2 separate regions of the Homo sapiens genome follow, and region 2 is linked to region 1. Evidence: chromatin contacts called from ENCODE Hi-C or POLR2A ChIA-PET data. All regions are on one chromosome and are shown on one strand. The core of a region is the stretch at or near the end of the contact, and the rest is flanking DNA. Distances in the headings are between cores, read along the strand shown. Region 1 overlaps BICDL1 (BICD family like cargo adaptor 1). Region 2 overlaps PXN (paxillin).

Region 1 (6,703 bases), core at 1,693-4,192:
AGGTCCAAGGCCAGGAGAATCCAAAGCCTGTACTTTAAACTAGAAGGGATTAGGCCAAGAGATACCTGGAGGAATGGTCTAAATATTGGTGAAGGAGAGACTGAAATAAAGAAACAAAGATCCATTATAGTTCAGGTGAAGCCAGGAAGTTTGAAATCTATGTTTATGAAAGATTGGCTCCCAATGGGGTGTTATTTTTATGAACTTTGATTTATCTGGCTAGGATAGGGTCGGCTTCTTAAGGAACTTAGCTTTACTGAATATTCCTTAGTAGATATTCAGAAATTCTAGTTTTGCCTCTATCCTAAGTTTAAGTTTTATAGATTTGTTTGTTTGTTTGTTTCTGAGACGGAGTGTCGCTCTTGTTGCCCAGGCTGGAGTGCAATGGCACGATCTCAGCTCACTGCAGCCTCAGCCTCCCAGGTTCAAGGGATTCTCCTGTCTCAGCCTCCTGAGTAGCTGGGATTACAGGCGCCCGCCACTATACCCGGCTAATTTTTGGTATTTTTAGTAGAAGCGGGATTTCACCATGTTGGCCAGTCTAGTCTCAAACTCCTTGACCTCAGGTGATCTGCCCACCTCGGCCTCGAAAAGTGCTGGGATTACAGGCATGAGCCACCGTACCTGGCCTATAGATTTTTAAATTTTAAAAATGTTTATTGTGTTTCCTGATGGCAAAAAGAATTCATGTTCACTGTGAAATAATATTGAGACAATAGAGAAATGTTCAGTACAAATGTTCAGTGAAAATCTCCCATGGTCCTCTTCCAAAGAAAATACTAGCCATGGTTTGGTGTTAATTTTTTTTGTATTTCTTCATATGTGATACACACATGCACACATGTTGTACATAACTTTTCTACTTATTTTGCTTTGTTTTTGTTTGTTTTTGAGAGAGTCTTGCTCTGTCTCCCAGAGTGCGGTGGCTGGAGTGTAGTGGCACAATCTCGGCACACTGCAACCTCCACCTCCTGGGTTTAAATGATTCTTGTGTCTCAGCCTCCCAAGTAGCTGGAATTACAGGCGAGTGCCACCATGCCTACCCAATTTCTGTATTTTTAGTAGAGATGCGGTTTTGCCATGTTGGCAGGCTGGTCTCAAACTCCTGGCTTCAGGTGATCCACCTCGGCCTCCCAAAGTACTGGGATTACAGGTGTGAGCCACCACGCCCAGCCGTTTTTGCTTTCATTTTAAACAAAATGGTTTTCTTAAAATTCTTTCACTTACTATATCTTGGAATTTTTTTTAAAGTATTTTAAATGGTTGTATATAGTATTCCATATAGCACATATGGAGGTACCACGGCTAATGTAACAGCTATGCCATTGAAGGGCATATGTGTTGGTTATAGTGATTTAGTGTTACAAATACTGCTGCAGTGAACATCCTTGTTCATACATTTTTGCACTCTTCACATTTTTCTAGGTTAGATGCCTACAAACAGGATAGCTAGGTCAAATGGTATGTACATTTAAATTTTTAATAGATACTATCATATTGCTCCAAGAATGTTTTAATAGTCTATACTCTCCTCATATCTACCTTCATCAAGAGTGCAAAACCTATCATTCTGTATGCATACATAGTACAACTATAAAGAAAACTGAGGTAATTATCATCACAAAAGTCAAGATAATGGTTACCTGGGGAATGTGTGTGATTGGTGGGGAGGATCCCCGTCATCATGGAATGGTGCCTGGAGAGGAGGCTTCTGGAAAGCTGGCAGTGTTCTGTTTCTTGACCTTGGTGGGAATTATGTGGGTGTTTGCTTTATAATTATTTGTTAAGCAAGACGTATTTGTTTTATGTATTTATCTTTATATATGTTGTATTTCACAATTTGAAAAATTCATTCATTCATTCATTCATTCAAATACTTATAATGTGCACCTACTATGTATGAAGTCACTGTTCTGAGTAACAGTGATGCTACAGTGAACAAGGTGCATTCCCTGTCTGAAAATAATGCAGGAAGTTGACAGTAAAGAAGGAAATACATAAACAGACAAATCAGCTAGTGATAGTACTATGAATACAATAAAACCAGGTAAGGAGGAGAAAGTGGTAGCTGTAGAGACAACTCAATTTTTGATAGGATTCTCAGGAAGGAACCTTTGGGGAGGTGAAGTTTGAGCAGGATAAAAAGGAGCAAAAGAGTATTCCTGGCAAAGAAAACAACATGTAAAAGCCTAAGAACAGTGGAAAGAAGGCTGCTATGACTGGGGTGTGGTTAGCTTGGAAAGGGTTAGGAGATGAGATCAGAGAGGTAATCAGCAGCCAGATCTCATAGGGCCTTGCTAGCTACCAGGGGTTTTAGTCAGTGTGCTGGGAAGCCAGTGATATGTTTTTGGCAGGGGAGCATCATGACCTGATTGATAACAACTTTTAAAAGATTAGTTACTCTAGGAGGATGGATTATCGGGCTGAGGGTGGAGGGATAGAGATGGATGAAGAAGCGACTCCCCAGGTAGAGTTGATGGTAGCTTTGATTATGGAAGTGTTGAAACGGGTTAGGTTGGATATATGTTTTGAAGGTAGAACTGACAAGACTTACTAATGGAATAAATGGTTGTGGGAAGGAAGGTTAAAGAAAAAAAATAATCAAAAATGACTCCTAGGTTTTTGTCTTGAGCTACTGGAGGAATAGTGGCATCATTAACTTGAGAGACCAAAGGCTAGAGGAAGGAAAGAGGGATAGGTTGGAATATAAAGTCAAATAATTCATCTTAGACTGTGTGGATAATTAAGGTTGAGATGCCCTTTACATATCCATGTTAGTTTCACATAAGTAGAACAAATGAGAATTCTGTTGTATTGAGGTGAAATACTGAGTTAAATTTCCGCAGCCATCTGAGCTCTCTCAGGACCTGAGACTCTGTTCTAGTACCTTTCATGAGGTTGTCACCAAGAATTTCCTCATTCACAGTGACGGAAGCTGAATTCAGACAAGAGTGTCCCCCACCCCCCACGTACACACTCTCAGCTCCTAGAAGAACCACCTTCTGAGTTCATGCCTGTGAGGTGAGATGTGTAGGAGGAAGTTAATGCAAACAGATGCTTTGTCTGTTTCCTGCCTGTTTGGAGCTGTTTTCCTCAGTCAGCCTCTAATGCCTTATCCACACACAAAGAATACAGTTTGCATACTAGCTGAAACTAATCTTCTCTGAAAAGACTAATTTTCCTCTGAAAGGTAAACAGATCCTTGTTCTTTAAACAGCTCATTTTGGATTAGCAACTCTGCGTCTGGTACACTTCTTGAAGCACATTTCTCCCAGTTTCCTTTCTTGGAGTTAAAGACATTAATACAGTGTCCATAAGTGTCACCACCACTCTGCCTCTGTTGAGTGATGCAGAACCATTTTTGTTTCTAGAACACTTTACAGTGAGCAACAGCTGGTTATCAGAAGTAGTTTTAATTGCTGAATGGGCTTTTGTTCCTTTTGAGGTGGGGGCTGTATTATTTGTTTTTTTCTTAAAAGTCTGCTTCGTTTACAGAGGCTGGCAATTTTTAGTCATCCTATTCTAGAAAGAAGTTATGAAAACAAGATAATTTCTCAACCAAATAACAGCTATTTAAATTTCCAAAGGACGTTCTCATATGTGACCTCTTCTGATCCCATTCCTGCCTGTGATGGAAGTCATGATAATTACTCTTTCTTTTTTTTTTTTTTTTTTTTTTTTTTGAGACAGGATCTCACTCTATTGCCCAAGCTGGAGTGCAGCAGCGCCATCATGGCTCACTATAGCCTTGACCTCCTGGGATCAGGTGATCCTCCCACCTCAGCCTCCCAGGTGGCTGGGACTACAGCTGTAAGCCACCATTCTTGGCTAATTTTTTATACTTTTTATAGAGATGAGTTTCACCGTGCTGCCCGGGCTGGTCTTGAACTCCTGGGTTCAAGTGATCCACCTGCCTTGGCCTCCCAAAATGCTGGGATTACAGGCGTGAGCCACTGTGCCCAGCCAATAGTTACTCTTTATTTGGCAGATAAGGAAACTGAGGGTCAGAAGTTTGGTGACACTTGCTCAAGGCCTTGCAAAGGTTACATGTTAACCACTGGCTTGAGGATTGGCTTTTTGTAAATCTTCCAGGATGGGTAGTCAATTGGAAATAAAAACCACTTCATATGTATTTCTATCTCATTGATTTGGTTGATTTTTTGGTTGATATTTGCTGGGTGGTATTGTTTTGGATGCCTTTTACATCACTAGGTAAAATGAATCCAAATGTTTGGAATTCATTCTTAGCAATGTTTGTTATATTAAGGATGTACTAGAAGGATTAAAAGTGGTATATTGAGAGGACCACTTCAGCTAAAACAGAAAAGGGCCTTTTACATAGGAGCTCTCTTCTGTGAAGACAGATTTTCCAGCATTTCCAGATTGTGCTATTGCTAATTAGTAGGTTAAACACATTAGGGTGGTAATTGCTTATTCTTCCGGCATAGAGGTGTTTTTTTTTTTTTTTTGGTAGATTCTTGTATTGATTAGTTGAGCCTGTTCTTTTCTTTTTGAGATGGAGTCTTCCTCTGTCACCAGGCTGGAGTGCAGTGGCGCAATCTCGGCTCACTGCAAACTCCACCTCCTGGGTTCAAGTGATTCTCGTGCCTCAGCGTCCCGAGTAGCTGGGATTACAGGCACACGCCACCACACCCAGCTAATTTTTGTATTTTTAGTAGAAATGGGGTTTCACCATGTTGGCCAGGATGGTCTCGATCTTCTGACTTCATGATCCGCCCGCCTCGGCCTCCCAAAGTGCTGGGATTACAGGCATGAGCCACTGCGCCTGGCTGAGCCTGTTCTTAATTATTTACCGAGAGAGCCATGCCTGATTCAAGAGTCTTCAGGTTGGTTGTGTGGGCTACAAGTATCTAGTTCTGGTTTTCTTTTTCCAAAGAGGAACGCCTAAAGTTCTAGTATATTGGGCCTAAATTTTGGAGGTTTGAAGGCCCAAGATTCAGATTAATTACTGTAGGGGTAGATCTTTTTCATGCTTCTAGATTTGGCTTAATGTGGCAGTTAGTCTTTCTTTTTACCTTGAAATCTGGATTCACTCAATCCTTGTAGACAGCTTGGTATATTGTGTAGGAGAGATAAAAATAGAGTTTAAATGAGCTGCCCTTGCCTGATGTGAGGTGGGGCCCCCAAATTTTGTACTTGGTAAATGGTAGGAAGATTGCAGATGGTAGGAAGGTTGGAGTTGACAGGCAGACAAAAAGTTGGCAGCATACTATATACTCTTTTGTTACTTATGCTGGTTAGCCCATAGTTGTGGTTCCTAAGTATTGTTGCTTTGAAAAACAAAATATCTGTATCCAGTGAATGAACCATCAACAGAAAAGCAAGTAATGTTTTGACACAGATAGCATCATCTCCATTTCTCTACATTGGCATCTGGGCCAATAGTCCAGTGCTATTATAAGTGTTTTAGAGCTAAAAGAGAACTTCTGGTCTATCTGGACCAGTGGTTTGTGAAATGTTTGCTCTTCAGGGATTCTGCAAACTTGAATGTGTTTTTAAAATTTGTAACACTCCAAAGAACCATTACCAAAATAGTCATCATGAACCCTCTTGAGATGTCATGTAGAACACACGCAAGACCACCAGTGCCTCAGCCTGTGCTGCCAGCTTTGCCTGAATGTGTGGAGACGCCAGCCTGCAGCCTCCATGCCACTTCTATTAACTAAAGAGTATTATGCAGTTGTAAGGTGGACTGAGTAAAACTGGTTGCGCTTGTAACTGCTTCACTGGGTGAATAAAACAATTTGTTTTCAATATTTAAAATCAACTAAATTCACAAATACATGCATACTGAGTAAGATTGCCACCATCATCCTTATCCTCCAATTTCAAATTATTTTGGAAAGGTCTAATTTTTCTTAATTGAGTTTATAAATTTTATACATCTACATTATAAAATACTTAATAAAAGATTACTTTGTTCTGTTTATCTGTTCTGTTTATTGAGGCTTCACATAAGATTTCATATGGAAAAGGGCTGTGGGTGCCAACAAAAAAATCCCATATAATTTGGAAAACCATTGGTTTCAATCAGCGGTTCTCAAACTATTCTGAGGAGCCATAGGTCTCTAAGAGGTGCCTCAGGGAATAGCTGCAAGGAAGAGCTGAATGGATTGTTAATCTGGTGGATTCCTGTCCCCTTCCCCATTTTCACTTCAACCTGAGCATTTTAATGTTTTATGTATTGAAGTTCTGTTTAATATTTTATTTGAGGGAAAAAGTGTTTTTTTTTATCTGAGTTTAAAGAAAAATGATGTGCAGTCACTAATCTATGACTAGTTAAGGAAGCAGAGCCCCGGGGAAGTTAAGTGATTTGCTCAAGTCTGCAGTCCCAGTCCTCTGCTGCTTCCTGTGGGGCTCTTACTGGCTTAACAAGTAAAACAAGCCATCTCTTTGATAATAAATGATATTTACTGATTAAGAAAAAAAGGGGTGGTATTCATTATTTGTAGAAGAGTAACCCTAGTTACAGTTTTATTCGTTAATACTGAAGTTGTTGTGACGGATCAGTCACCAACTTTTAGTAGCCTAACAGGAATTAAAAGCTGGTATTCCTGAGTGGTCAGTGGCTCTTAGTTCAGGCAGTGATTCAGTTCTCCTCCAGCCATCTTCCATCTTGTGACTCGGCTGTTTTCAACAGGTGACTTCTAAGGTCGTAGCAGAAGGAAAAGAACCTGGAAGA
Region 2 (7,491 bases), core at 2,914-5,413, 220 kb after region 1:
CAACACAGTGAAACCCCATCTCTACAAAAAATTTAAAAATTAGCTGGGTGTGGTGATATGCGCCTGTAGTCCCAATTACTCAGGAGGCTGAGGCAGGAGGATTGCTTGAGCCCAGGAGGTCAAGACTACAGTGAGCTACAATTGCACCACTGCACTCTAGCCGGGGTGACAGAGCAAGACCCTGTCTTAAAAACAAACGAACAAATCATAGAGTGCAGATGTCAGGGAGAAGGCACATCATTATTCAGTTTTCTCCAAAGTTTTGTCTATTTGAGGGACAGAGAAAAACCCCAGCAAGTCCATCCACCAGCCACAGGGTCTCTGGTATGGCTTCCTCCTCTCTCTCCACCCTTCATTCTCACCTAGTGATTTGGACAGGCAAGGACTAGGCAAGAGGGGTAGGGGTTGGTGCCTCCAAACCCCCCACAAACTCCTCAAGAAAGAAAACCAGAAATACAGGAGGCAAGCCAACAGTAGACTCCTAGCTTTACTTTGATTTCCAATGGGTGCAAATACCTGAGACTTCCCCATAGGCTGCAAAATGGTTAAGGGTCAGAGTCCCCTTGCAAGCTCAGCAAACGTCCCCCCTGGCTTGAGCAAACAGAGCTGGCAGACACTGCACACAGGAAGGAGTCCACTTGAAGGCAGAGCCCCATCCCAGCGGGGTCCCCCAGTGTCCGGCTCCAGCCTTTCCCTCTGCTCTAAATATTCCTGCTCCTCATACCCCAAAGAAGGTGTCAGGCTATCCACTCTTCAGAGAAAATGGTACCCACTGAAACCATTCAAGACCAGGAATACACCCTCCCTTCCCACATGCTGGGAGGACAGATTCCAGACACGCTGCTCGGAAGTAGTCGGGAGACCTCATTCAAGCTAAGAAAGGCCTCAAATTTCCTTGGCATTACTCTACTAAGTTTCCAGGTCCAGGCCTGGGGCCCTCCAGACCCAAGTCACCCTGAAGGAGGAAGCTCTCTCTCTGGGGCTTCCCAACCACTTTCTGGAGGAAACCCACCCTGAATTCTGCAGGTTTTCTGTCTCTCTGGGCCAGCGGAAGTATGCAACATGAGGAGGTAGGCCAGGCTGTCTCGAGGCTGAGGGCAGGCTAGGTGCAAAGTCCCCAGCGAGCCATGGGCAAAGGCCACGGAGCTATGTCCTGGCTCCGCCCTGGTGAGGAAGGGGTGCAGACTGTCTGCTGCTCCCCACCAGAGGGCACCATTGGCCCGTCAGCTTCTTGCCACTGGGTAACCTCGTGCAATCTTGCAATTTTCTAGCCGGGGAAGACTGGGGAGCCCCTGGCCATGGGCGCAGTGGGGAAGTTTCTATCCTTAGAGAACAAGGCTGAGCTGGAGGAACACAGCAAGCTAGTGGGAGGAACACAGGTAGCCTGGTATCACTTGAAGGCACAACCCAAGGGTGACATGCAGGGCTCTGGAGAACCAGAGGGGTGCACGCCCTCGCTTCCAGGGCCCTGTGCAAATGCAGCACCGTGTGCGCCCCTATCTGCACCCCATGGCTGCACCTGGTCGGAGCAACAGCATGGAACAGCTGCAGCTTTGGGTCGGGAGGCCGCCCTGGGGCAGGTGGCTGGGCAGAAACAGTGCACTACGGCCAGGCTGAGAGGAAGAAGCCCTTCCCTGGGCCTCAGCAACTGACTGAGCGTAATCCTTACAACCGGTGGGAGCCGCTGGAGGGTTAAGGTACAGACACCCTCAGCCCACTGCTCCGAGGAGGAGGGGACCGGTTCGCCTGCATTCCAGGGCAAGTGCTGCAGCTGCATCCCTCACATTCCTGTACCCACCTAGGGGCTCCGGGTGGAAGGAAACCTGGGTCCCCTTGTACCTACAATGGGGGGATGTCCCCCAGACTGTGGCTCTGGGGACCCCGGTTGATCCACTGACGCATGGCACTCAATATCAGATTAAAGAGAATCAATTAAAACCTTCCGCCCCCACCCCCGACTGCAGCACAGAAACAAGCCAGGCTGCTTCCTCCTACCTAAGCCCCTGCCACTTCTTAGTGTGTGATAAAGACTATCAAGACCAGAGGCCTGGAGCTGGACAGGTGCCAAGAGAGAGGAGATAAAAGTCCATCTCTCTGAGGGGGTGGGAGGACCCAGAGCGATTCCATTCTCTCCTCCCAGGCTCTGAGGACTTTCAGTGTTACAACTTGTACGGTGAATCCTCAGTCACCTGGGCTCTGCTCAATGGCTGAACTGCTCGGATAGGCTGCTTAACTGCTTTTGTGCCTCAGTTTCCTTGTCTGCCCAATAGGAATTCCACCATTTTACTCACAGGATTGGGACTACATGAGAAAAAGATATAAAGTGCTGACTTAGCACAGTGCCTGGAATACAGCACACAGGAAATGGGAGTTGCTAAATAGATTACAAGCTTCTTCCCAGGGAGGTGTTAAGCCCTAGGAGGGGAAAGAAATCACCTCCCCGTCCTATCCAATCCCTGAGGGCAAAGGGTGCTGCCCTCTAGTCCCAGATCAGCAGGAAGCAGGTAAATGTGGGGCATGGAGCCAGCTTTTCCATCCCTTCTTGGAGTTTACAGGCTGCCCTGCCACACCAGCCCCAGCGCCAGGGCCCCGTGGTCCCTGCCCACCTTTGCCATTCTGGACTCCTCCACCAGCAGCCCCAGGCAGAACTAGAAGAGGTATAGTCCTGTGGCCCTCAGGCAGCGCCCCACCTTAGCACGCCTTGCATTCTCGAGGCCTGGCCCAGGAGAGGCCCACGTAAGAACAAGGTATTTTCCAGCCCCTTCACCCACCTTCTTCTGCAGGCCAATTTCACTCAGCTTTCATTGCCCCAGGCAGGGAGCGGCCAGTGCAGCTTCCTTAGGAGCTGACAAGCCAAAGGAAGGAGCAGCAAGCACCGCCCTGAAAGCTCCAGCACCAGCAGCAACGGGCTGCCATAGCACAGGGGCCTTCCCCGCAGCCCTGGGCCAGCTGTCCATCCCTGCCATCTGATAGGAAACCCAGACTCCCAGAGAAACAAGTCCCTGTCCTAGGGGGTCTGGGGATGCCCAGCCTCATGGCCTGTCTATCCTGTTGGGTCCAGAACTCTGGACAAGGGAGGTTCCCAACCCCCTGATGACCACCTGGGCAGCCTTGGTAGCTCTGAGTGTCAGAGAAGCTGCGGCCTCCTTACAGTTGCCCACGCTCAGGGATATAAGCAGTGAGCAGGGCTTGGCCCTTCCTAAGGAAGGAGCTATGTAAACAGCAGGACCAGCTCAGGGATGGTCTCATCTCAGCCCCTTTGGTGAGACTCTTCCAGATTAGGAAGGAAAACAGAACGGGAAGGCGGGTCTCCCCCCTCCCCCTGGCTCCAAGTTCCCCTCCCCTCCCCCAGCCCAGAGCACATGAGCAGTTAGAGCAGAGGTAATCTAATCCGCAGCGGGGTGCTTTCACTCGGTGAGTAAGTCCCCAGGAATGGTGAGCTGGGTATATTTATCCTGATAACCGTCTGTCCTCAGTAAGGGCCAATCCACAATTAGGCCAGATCCACTCTGCCCCACCCACCCCCAGCCCAGGGACCTAGGGCCTGGACACTGACTAGGAACTCAGTCTCCTTGAGGGGCCTTCCCTGCCAATTTGGGTTCTTGTCAACTGTCTCCTCTCCAAGAATTAAGCTCCAGAGAGCAGGGGCCTTGTCGGTCTTGTTCGATGCCATATCCCCAGCAGCTAGAATGAATGGCTGAATGACAGAGGGGCTGTGAAGAGGAGGAGGATGGGGAAGCAGCAGTGAGCAGAGCAAACAGCCAGTGCGGAGGAGGGGAGCCAGGATGCCCTGATCCCAGGCCCAGCGGATGAGTGGGGGCCCCTCAGCGGATCCTCTAACCTCTCTGGATGTCTTCTCTATCAAGAAAATGGGCAGAACCCGATTTGTCCCCATTCCTAGTAGCATGCTCTGAGGAGATAATACAATTATGGGTGAGATTTATATAGCACCTTTGAGCTCTTCCGAGTTAGTCTAAATCCAAGATTCTGCTATTATCTGAATCCCAGACAGGAACTGCTCTGCTAAGAGGATGGATGAGAAACGATCAATACCATAGTGTCATTTAAATATTTAATAGCCATGCCTGGAGGTTACAAAGACTCAGCCACCAATTCTCCTCCGCTGACTCATGCCTCACTCAACAGGAACTGCATTTTACCCTTACAGCCCTGAAGGAAGTGTGGGCTGGGGGGTGACACACAGGAAGCCAGGGGAGAAGGCCCAGGAGTCTTCCAGTCAGCCGCCAGGGGAGGAGGGGGTGGTCATTTGGATGAAGTGGTTCTTCCCCAGGCTTCCTACAGGCCTAGCTTAGGAGGGTGGCTTCCTGTATGCTGAGGAGCTCTTCCTTGCAGAGGGTGACACAATATGAGTGTGCAGACAGACTGGCTTTATTGGCTGCCTGGCTTGTGCCCAAGGTCACAGGGCACAGGTAACCAGAGACCTGAGAAAATAATGGCTGCAAGGCAACTCCAGCAGTCACCCTGAGCTCCAGGCAGAAGACCAACTGTGCCAGGCCCATCTGCACCAGGCACACACAAGGCCCACCCATCAGGCTCCTGGCTGCAGCCACTTCCCCATCAAATTGGGCTCCAGGAGCTTAAGCAACAGCAGGTGAGACAAGGCTGCCCAGGTTGACTCTGAGCACTTCTATGCATCTGCCTTAGGCTACAGACACAGGAGTTCAGGCCAGGCTGGCCAAACACCAGAGTCTTTCTCTTCTTTTTTTCTTTTTTTGAGACAAGTCTTGTTCTGCCACTCAGGCTAGAGGCCTGATCACAGCTCATTGCAGCCTAGAATTCTTGGGCTCAAGGGATCTTCCTGCCTCAGCCTCCCGAGTAGCTAGGACTAAAAGCACATGCCACCACACTAGGCTTTTAAAAACTTTTTTGTAGAGACAGGGTCTCACTATGTTGCCCAAGCTGGTCTTGAACTCCTGGCCTCAAGCCATCTTCCTGCCTGGGCCTTCCCAAAGTGCTGAGATTACAGACAGGAGCCACCATGCCCATCCCCAGAGTCTCTTTCATATTGTAAATAACTCATCTCTCCTGTCCAGAATCAGTGGGCCCTCCCTCCTCCAGAGGTCCCAGAACATTGTGGACACATTTCATTGGTCAGATGTCATCCACCTCTTTAGGTCGCCCAGAGATGCTAGACCTTTTCAGGTCAAGTCCAGGGCCCCATTCCAGGCCCAACTCACAGCTCCTTCAATGGGTAAAACCCAGATTCACATACAAAAAAGACAGCCTCAAACCCAGGAGACTCATGGGCTGGAAAGGTTCTCAGCTGTTCCAAATCGACCCCAGCCCATTCCTGCAATCTGGGCTCTTCCAGGCAAGTTGATCTGTTGCAGAGCAGGGCGGCTCCTTGGGCCTCTCACCCCTGCTAATCACCAACAGAGGTTAGGAGGGGCTCAAAGTGAGTCATCGTCCCACAGAGACCCGAACAAAAAGTTCAAAAGTTTGCCTGTTCCTGAGATGAGCTGCAGTTTTTTTGCGATTTTTGTGGATTTCATAGCATTAGTTACCCACTCTTTGCTAATCAGGTTCTCACTAACCAGCCAGCACCTTCCCCTTTTTTCAGGCAGCAAGGTCATTTCCCGAAGTCAGCTCTCGCTTGCCTGACTTCCCCAGTTCTCTTTTCTAAGTCCCTTTAATAGCTCCCACATTTAGCTGGTCACTAAGTCACATCAATTCTTCCTTCGCGGGGCCTCTCCCTGTCATCACTTGCCTCCCTTTCCTTTCATCACCACAGCCAACCACTTGGACTAGCATTCGAATCCATGCTCAGTGCCTACCTGAACTTGACTGCAGCCCCCTGCCCTGGGTTCTCCCAATCTAACGCTTCCTGCACACACCATCGGCCCGAACTTCTTGGCACCCAGCCTTTTTGGGGCATGCCTCACACTTCACTCTTGCTTCTCCCCCTAGACTGCAGGTCCTCTGTGGGCAAGAACATCCTCCTGCTCCTGAATCCCCACAGCATGGATACCCTCATAGGCCTCCTTTTTTTTTGAAATGGAGTCTTGCTCTGTCAACCAGGCTGGAGTGCAGTGGCATGATCTCAGCTCACTGCAGCCTCCACCTCCCGGGTTCAAATGATCCTCCTGCCTCAGTCTCCCAAGTAGCTGGAACTACAGGTACACACCACACCTGGCTAATTTTTGTATTTTCTTAGTAGAGTCGAAGTTTCACATTGTTGGACAGGCTTGTCTCGAACTCCTGACTTCAAGTGATCCACCCACCTCGGCATTCCAAAGTGCTGGGATTACAAGCATAAGCCACTGTGCCCGGCCCTCACAGGCCTCTTAGAGGGGCTTGAATGAATGTGTGCAGAGCAAGGGGTGGAGTTATAATACTCACCCACTGTTGCCCTCTCTGCCTATAAAACAAGGTCAGAAACCCTGGGGATGGCATTCTGTTCTTGACCCTCTCAGAATATGGCCCCAAACTAACCTTCACTGCCTCCTTGGTCCCCCTCACTGCAACCCATGTCTCCAGCCAAACTGGACTCCCCGCTTCCCTTTTTGCCAGCGTGCCTTTCTTCACAATACTGAATGTGTCCCACCACTACCTCTATCATCATTCACCTGGTTTGAGCCTCTCGCACAAGGATATCCATACCCCCAGGGGACAGATGGAAGCCAGGGGTACAGGAAGCCACCTCAGGATAAACCCAGAACACTCTGAGGATCAAATGTACTCAGGGGCAAGAAATGTAAATCATTGTCTTAAAACAAACAAGGCTACATTATGGAGTCAAATGCAAAATGCAAGTGAAATCGTAAGATAAAAAGAGAGGCTTCAAGGCCTGCATGGTGGCTTATGCTTGTAATCCCAGCACTTTGGGAGGCCGAGACAGGGAGATTGCTTGAGGCCAGGAGTTCGAAACCATGTTGGCCTGGCCAACATGGTGAAACCTCATCTCTACTCTACTAAAAATACAAAATTTAGTTGAGCATGGTGGTGCATGCCTGTAATCCCAGCCTCTTGGGAGGCTGAGGCAGGAGAATGGCTTAAACCCAGGAGGCAGAAGTTGCAGTGAACAGAGATTGCGCCACTGCACTCCAGCCTGGGCGACAGAGTAAGACTCTGTCTCAAAAAAACAAAACAAAAAAAACAGATAAGATTTTGCTCTTGGGGACTTTGGCAAACAATTTTAAGCAGCACCACAAAGCCCCCACTGTCCACACATAAAACCACCCCTGCCCATATCACAGATTTGGCTGGTCTGCTGTCGTTGGGAGCTAGGATGGTCACACAGTTCTTTGGACACCCTCTGGGCATCCCACCTGCATGGCAGTGTGGTAGAGTGGAAGGAATGGGCCATCTAACAGTGAGGAGGATGGGTTCAAATCCGCCACTCACTAGCCTGGGTGACCAGTGACTAGATAATTCTGGGCTTTAGTTTACTCAGGCACCTCATAGCGCACAGTGAGTAATGGATGAAAAAGAATGTGAGAGCCATCCTGGTGGCTGGGATAAAATAAACGT

The links. Hi-C counts contacts between places; a loop is a spot of excess contacts on that map. ChIA-PET counts read pairs that join two places held with the same protein, here RNA polymerase II (POLR2A). Pooled maps may share reads with other maps.
Region 2: a pooled map shows a loop between it and region 1 (5-fold over the local background). The contact joins two enhancer-like sites. A Hi-C loop is called at or near these places in 6 of 50 pooled maps. POLR2A ChIA-PET finds 5 or more read pairs at or near these places in 4 of 52 experiments (HepG2, T-cell, activated CD4-positive, alpha-beta T cell and 1 more).

The regions. Positions count from the first base shown.
Region 1 is chr12:120,004,494-120,011,196 of GRCh38, forward strand. The region is part of intron 2 of BICDL1 (BICD family like cargo adaptor 1); the gene reads left to right. Among named protein-coding and RNA genes, the nearest start is that of BICDL1, 19 kb to the left of the region's middle. Within about 2 kb of position 2,943, at least 6 of the 41 ENCODE cell types and tissues checked have a DNase peak (open chromatin) inside an H3K27ac peak, as active enhancers do.
Region 2 is chr12:120,227,313-120,234,803 of GRCh38, forward strand. The region is part of intron 1 of PXN (paxillin); the gene reads right to left. Among named protein-coding and RNA genes, the nearest start is that of PXN-AS1, 30 kb to the left of the region's middle. RefSeq lists enhancers at 982-1,071, 2,700-3,259, 3,701-4,900, 4,380-4,939, 4,940-5,499 and 2 more and silencers at 1,182-1,291, 2,534-2,828. Within about 2 kb of position 4,164, at least 34 of the 41 ENCODE cell types and tissues checked have a DNase peak (open chromatin) inside an H3K27ac peak, as active enhancers do.